Linked DNA regions of Homo sapiens: region 2 is linked to region 1. A link is a loop called in an ENCODE intact Hi-C map of the cell type or tissue named here. Cell type or tissue: Calu3. All regions are shown on one strand. Each heading gives the region's core, and the rest is flanking DNA. Links, peaks and the distances in the headings are about the cores only. Region 1 overlaps DLEU1 (deleted in lymphocytic leukemia 1). Region 2 overlaps DLEU1 (deleted in lymphocytic leukemia 1).

Region 1 (2,918 bases), core at 310-2,809:
ATCTCAGACTTCCCAGCCTCCAGAACTATGAAAAATAAATATCTGTTGTTTATAAGCCATCTAGTTTATGGTATTTTGTTATAGCAGCTCAAACAGGCTAAGACATGAGCCCACTCTGCTGTGAGGGAGAACCTGTCCCAGGTCTCTCTCCTGGCTTCTGGTGGTTGGCTGGCAATCTTTGGCATCCCTTGGATTGGAGTTACATCTCCCCACCTCTGTCTTTATGTTCAAGACGTTCTCCCTGTGTACAAATTTCCCCTTCCTATAAAGGCACCAGTTATCTTGGTTTGGGACCCACCCTACTCCAGTACGACTTCATCTAAACTAATTGTATCTACAACGACCTTATTGCCAAATAACGTCACATTCTGAGGAAATGGGGATTAGGACTTCTACACATCTTTTGAGGGGAAGATATCACTCAACCTATAGCGATACCTCTTCTTTTGGCTGTTCAGTTGCAGTATTTAATCCAGTGCGATGAATGTGACAGTAAGTGTCCCAATGTGAATTAAGTCACCAGGCCAGCTCTGCCTACAAAAGCGCATAGTAGCACCATGGTTAGTTACCTCACACCAACACACCAAACAGCTTCACTTTCAAGATGACTGGAGAAGAGGTTGAGTGGGGTTTCATCAAACTTGTGGTCATTCTGACTAAAAGCTGGAATGGGAACTTTTCATTGTCACTTAAGACATAATGGCATTGTTGAACTTTAATGGCACAGCAAATAGAATATCAGTTTATGGGGCACACTCAGGTGCTTCTGTGCTGTCATCTCATTTGAGGCTTTTCAAAGGACAGTGGTGCTTTTAATCACAGCAACACTATATAATAATTAGTAATGACAATATGTACTTTGAGTTGCCCTAGAGGGCCACAGAATCTCAGGCTGCCACCCCTGCAATTAGATTAACAGCTGGCAAAAAGCCAAATTAGGGAGAGAGGGGAGAGATCTACTATCAAATTCAATAGGCGTTTGTTTTGAATTAAGCATTCAACCTCCTGGTGGGGAAATCTGCTCTGATTGTACCCTGCCATTTATATACGTAAAATACGTTAAAAGAAAAATACATATTCTGTACCCTGTTAGCCATTAACAGTTTTCAGAGTTCTTTCTCATTAGGCTATTTCTAATGGGACCCATGAGACTCAAGTTCATGATTGAGGGAGCTGCCCCTATGCCAGAGAAGGTCCCTGAGAACAACCAGGAAGACACAGTTTGTATGCCCCTTATTTATTTTATTTCATTCAAGCAAACAGTTGGCAAGAGCAGACATTTCCTATTGCCTGGGCACTGTTTAATCACTGTTTAAATATTTGCCATCCTGTCTTTGTTTTGGTTAGAATTGCTGAGTTAATGTAATACAGATTTGTACCCTCTGCTGAGTGAAATATAGATTTCGTCTTCTGAACTAGGGCTATGTTCACTGGAAATAGTTTTCTCACTCCCCACCCCCACTGCTTGTCTTTCATTTTATGCATTATATTAATCCTTTTCATAGCTTCTCAAATGCCTACAGGTTACCGACAAATTGCCCCCAGGCAGTTTCAACACTTTCGGTTTCAGCAAACCTGGCCTTATGTGTGACTCATTGTGAAATTTTAAGGACTCTTAAGTCAATCTCTGAGTACCAACTTAGAAAAATATCCGTCCTAGGCAAGAACCTCATCATCTGATGGACATTCTGAGGTTAAGGTAAAATGAGTTTCTGGCCTCAGGCCAGTTTCTGACCGGCAGCGGGTTTGTACCAAGGACCCCTTCTGTTAACGAAACTCTGCAAGGTGGAGCTGGATCCGGGTTAACTTGGCTTCTGTGTAACCTGATTTCCCCCAGGCCTCACAGCCTGGGTATACTTAAACAGTCACCTTAACAGTCATAACTCAGATTTCACTGCCTCTCACTCCCACCTGTTGATAGAGAGCCTATGGCTCCATATTTTACAGAATTTTTATAAAAGTGCATTTCAATTTTAACAGACTCTCAATGTCACACTTCACAAATCGAATGGGATCTGAACAGGAAAGAACTATGAGTATGTGGCAGCATTCTCACTCTTTCTCCTCCTCTCTGATAACCATGATTCAGTTCTCTAGCAAGGCTGTCATTTCCGGCTCCTTCTCCCCTCAGAACAAGCACCCTCTCACTCCCACACTCCTCAGTCCTCAGCAGTAGGTTCTTCTGCAAGAACTTGCAGACTGGCCAGATGGTCAGCTCTCAATCCCAATTGGACTCTACCTTAGGACTCCAGCAGACCTGAAATAGCTGCTCACTTCTCTGGAAAAAAACTTTGTTGAAATTAAAAGGTCTGAGGCCTCTTATTCCAATAATTGCAGACTAGGTAATTACTACCAAACCATCTACAAAAGCAAACTAGAAAAACTGGATAAAATATTAAAAATATGTTCAATGAAACAAGAAAGTGAACACAATAGTGAATAATCATCATGACAGAACCCAACAGAAGACATAAGATAGAAAACGAATGAGAAGAACCCTACCAAAGCCCTAACTTACTGACATGAAAGTTTCCAGGCCATATCATAGGAATGAGAAACTCCAGTGCAGCTCAACGATTCCCTACAATGAAGAAATGAAGCAAGGGTTTGGAAAGACCAACATGGCTAAAGTTGGCAGGACAGAGAGGGGACAAAGAGTTGCAGGGAAAGAGAATCAGACATCTGTAGATGGTCCCCCTGAATATTCAACAGAGTACTAATCAGTGCACACAGCTGAGGAAGCTAGCAGAGACCAGGGGAAGAACCATCTAAAAGAATTACAAAGAACAGCAACTGGAGCTCACATGAGGTCAGAAAAAGTGACTGTTGCCAGTAACTAGATTGAAGAACCTTATAATTTTACATATAATTGAGTAGAATATTCAGAAAGATGTTGCCTCAGTAGTAGAAGGTTATTA
Region 2 (2,918 bases), core at 98-2,597, 190 kb after region 1:
TATTTTAAAAGATGTGTCTATATTGTTTTTATGATTCTACACCTTAACCAGCTTCTTTAGATTAACCAAGCAACTACTGATTCTGAGCACAAGATGTAAGAAGGCTACTCCCAAGAAGCCTACTCACAAGAAGGCTACTCCCAAAAACAAATCAACAGAGCTATTAAAAGAGATTATGGTTTGGCTGGGCACAGTGGCTCATGCCTGTAATCCCAGCATTTTGGGAGGCCAAGGCAGGTGGATCACTTGAGGTCAGGAGTTCCAGACCAGCCTGGCCAACATGATAAAACCCCATTTCTACTAAAAATACAAAAACTAGTTGGGTGTGGTGGCACATGCCTGTAATCCCAGCTTCTTGGGAGGCTGAGGCGCTGCAATCGCTTAAACCTGGGAGGCAGAAGCTGTAATGAGCCCAGATCGTGTGACTGCACTCCAGCTGGGCAACAAAGCAAGACTCCATCTCAAAAAAAGATATTATGGTTCAAACAGAGAGGATAGACCTGAAAAAAATAGTAGAAAATGCTTCCCTTTGATTTCCTACAAGGGAGAGAAGAAATTTTAAAATGTTTGGAAACTAATTTGCCAAATGATCATCTTCTTACTGACTAACTCAACGAATGAACAATTCACTGAGCAATCATCTGGCAAATCCTTTACACAGGGTTTAGAGCAATTTCTCATAGCCATTGCACCAGGGCACAGGAAGGTGCAGAAGCAGGAGCAATAGGGACAGAGGCAAAAGTAATTAAGACAAAAAACAGTGCTTTAAAAAATAAACAAACAAATGGAAAACACTTGACCATCCCGTAGAAAATGTTGACCATTCTAAAAATTCTCAGAGTCTGGAATGTGAAAAACAGGCAAAGTTCATATTAAACAGCAGTTGGCCAATGCATGCCCAGGAAGAGAACAGCAGTGATGACAGGGACAAAGTAAAAAATATAAACCTCAATTTTTCAGCAAAATCATTATTTGGTCAAGTGATTTTTGCAGAATTAGCTTTGGTGAGCTGGTCATTTACCAAATGGTCTTTGGTATATTCATGTTGGGTGAAGTAGCCAGCTTCCAAGGTAAAAAGGAGAGCCTTCTGGCTTGAGCGAAGGAATCACTTAACTCCAAAGTCAGTTCCATAGGGTAAGGGACAATATCTATTTGGTTTACTCTGCACTTACCCCAAGGCCCAACACATACCAGACACTCAAAAACTATGTTTCATGAATAAATGTTGAAGACTAATAATTAACAGAAAGGTTTTATACATAGGTCAGGGCCCAGAGAGGCAAGAGCCTTGAGTGTTATGCTGTGCATGCTGCGACTTACCCTATCTGTAAAAAGGAACTCATTGAAGGCTTCTGAGCAGCAAAGTAACATGACTGAAAGAAGTGGCAGGAAGAGTAACCTGTTTTTAATTAGCAGAATACACTTAAAGAGAAGAAACTGCAACCCAAATGTCTCTCAGTGGATGAATGAATAAACAAAATGTGGCATAGACATATAATGGAATATTATTCAGCCTTAAAAAGGAAGGAAATTCTGACACATGCTACAACATAGATGAACTTTGAGGACATTATGCAAAGTGAAACAAGCCAGCCACAAAAGGACCTATATTGTATACTTCCACTTATATGAGGTACTTTGAGTAGTTAAATTCATAGAGATAGAAAGTAGAATAGTGGCTGCCAGAAGCTGGGAGGAGGGGAAATAGGTAATTAGTGTTTAATGGGTACAGAGTTTCTGTTTAGGAAGATGAAACATTTCTCGAGATGGATGATGGTGATGGTTGCAGAACAATGGGAATATACTTAGTGCCACTGAACTGTGCACTTCAAAATGGTTAAAATGGTCAATTTTATGTTATGTGTATTCTACCACAATACAAATAATCTGGAAGTCAAAGAGAACATGGCTAGATTGGAAAATTGCATTTTTCTATATGACCAGAGCAAACAGTTTTAAGGGTACAAGAGTTGAGTTAGAGTGATCATCAGCAAGTCATGAAGGGCCCTAGCAACTCTGATTAAGGGTGTGGACTTGGTACTGATATTTGAGTAATTCTAACTAAAATGTTCCTACTCACTAATAGGGGGTAAAAGAGGAGAAAACGCTAATAGGATGATTCAAGAAGCTATGTCATTCATGCGTGGTCTAATCCAGGGTCTTGGTAATAGAAACAGAAAGGAAGAAAAGAATGGTTATCATAGGCATCACAAAGGAAGTATAGATACTATTTTGATTGATTGGATCGGGGAAGGGGTTGAGAACAAGGAAACATCAAAGTTTTTCACCTGGGGAACTGGAAAATAAATGGTAACATTAAAAGAAAAGGTATGGCCTTAAAGGAAGATGTGGTTTATAGGTAAAAGCGATGATTTCCCTATTTGACATGTTACATAGGAGGTGACAATGGAAAATCAAAACAGAGAAGTCTAGTAAGCAGCTGGAGATGTCAGAAAATGATGAACAAAGTATAACTAGTTCAAACTACCAAAGGTAGGCTGAGGACAGACCCCTTACCATATAGCAGCTGGTAAATTAATAATAGTCTTCAAATATGGTGGTGAACAAACTGTCTTCATTGAAAATGACTGATTACTAAGAAAGTTGTTGAAAAGGTAATAAAATAACACTACGTACATCCTTCTGCCTAAAATTAGGCCCAGTTTTATTTAGATGAAGTACAATGTCCTCTATATCTCATGGACAATGTCCTGGAATCACATCGCTTACTGAAATACTTTTTGAAATATATGTCCTCGGATGGAGAAGTGGAATCAAAAGAGAAAACTTCAGAATCTATGCTATCAACTTTTCTTTTTTTTTATCCTCAAATGAGTTATGTTTGCCTCGCACTAATAACTTTTATTTCACTCAAATTAGAGCAATAATCTTCCACACATAAGTATCTTCCCTGCCCA

What was found. Hi-C counts contacts between places; a loop is a spot of excess contacts. Peaks named below come from ENCODE experiments on the same cell type or tissue, not always from the same donor. Only the 100,000 strongest peaks of a DNase experiment are listed, where the experiment ranks them.
Region 2: it touches region 1 in a loop (2.0-fold over the local background); 3 of 110 quality-filtered maps call a loop at or near these places.

What each region holds. Positions count from the first base shown.
Region 1 is chr13:50,364,685-50,367,602 of GRCh38, reverse strand. The region is part of intron 2 of DLEU1 (deleted in lymphocytic leukemia 1); the gene reads right to left. Among named protein-coding and RNA genes, the nearest start is that of DLEU1-AS1, 160 kb to the left of the region's middle. RefSeq lists a silencer at 476-770. In Calu3, for the core only: no CTCF peak of the experiment used is centred there; a DNase peak (open chromatin) is centred at 1,542.
Region 2 is chr13:50,173,519-50,176,436 of GRCh38, reverse strand. The region is part of intron 2 of DLEU1 (deleted in lymphocytic leukemia 1); the gene reads right to left. It also overlaps the pseudogene ST13P4. Among named protein-coding and RNA genes, the nearest start is that of DLEU2, 49 kb to the right of the region's middle. In Calu3, for the core only: no CTCF peak of the experiment used is centred there; no DNase peak of the experiment used is centred there.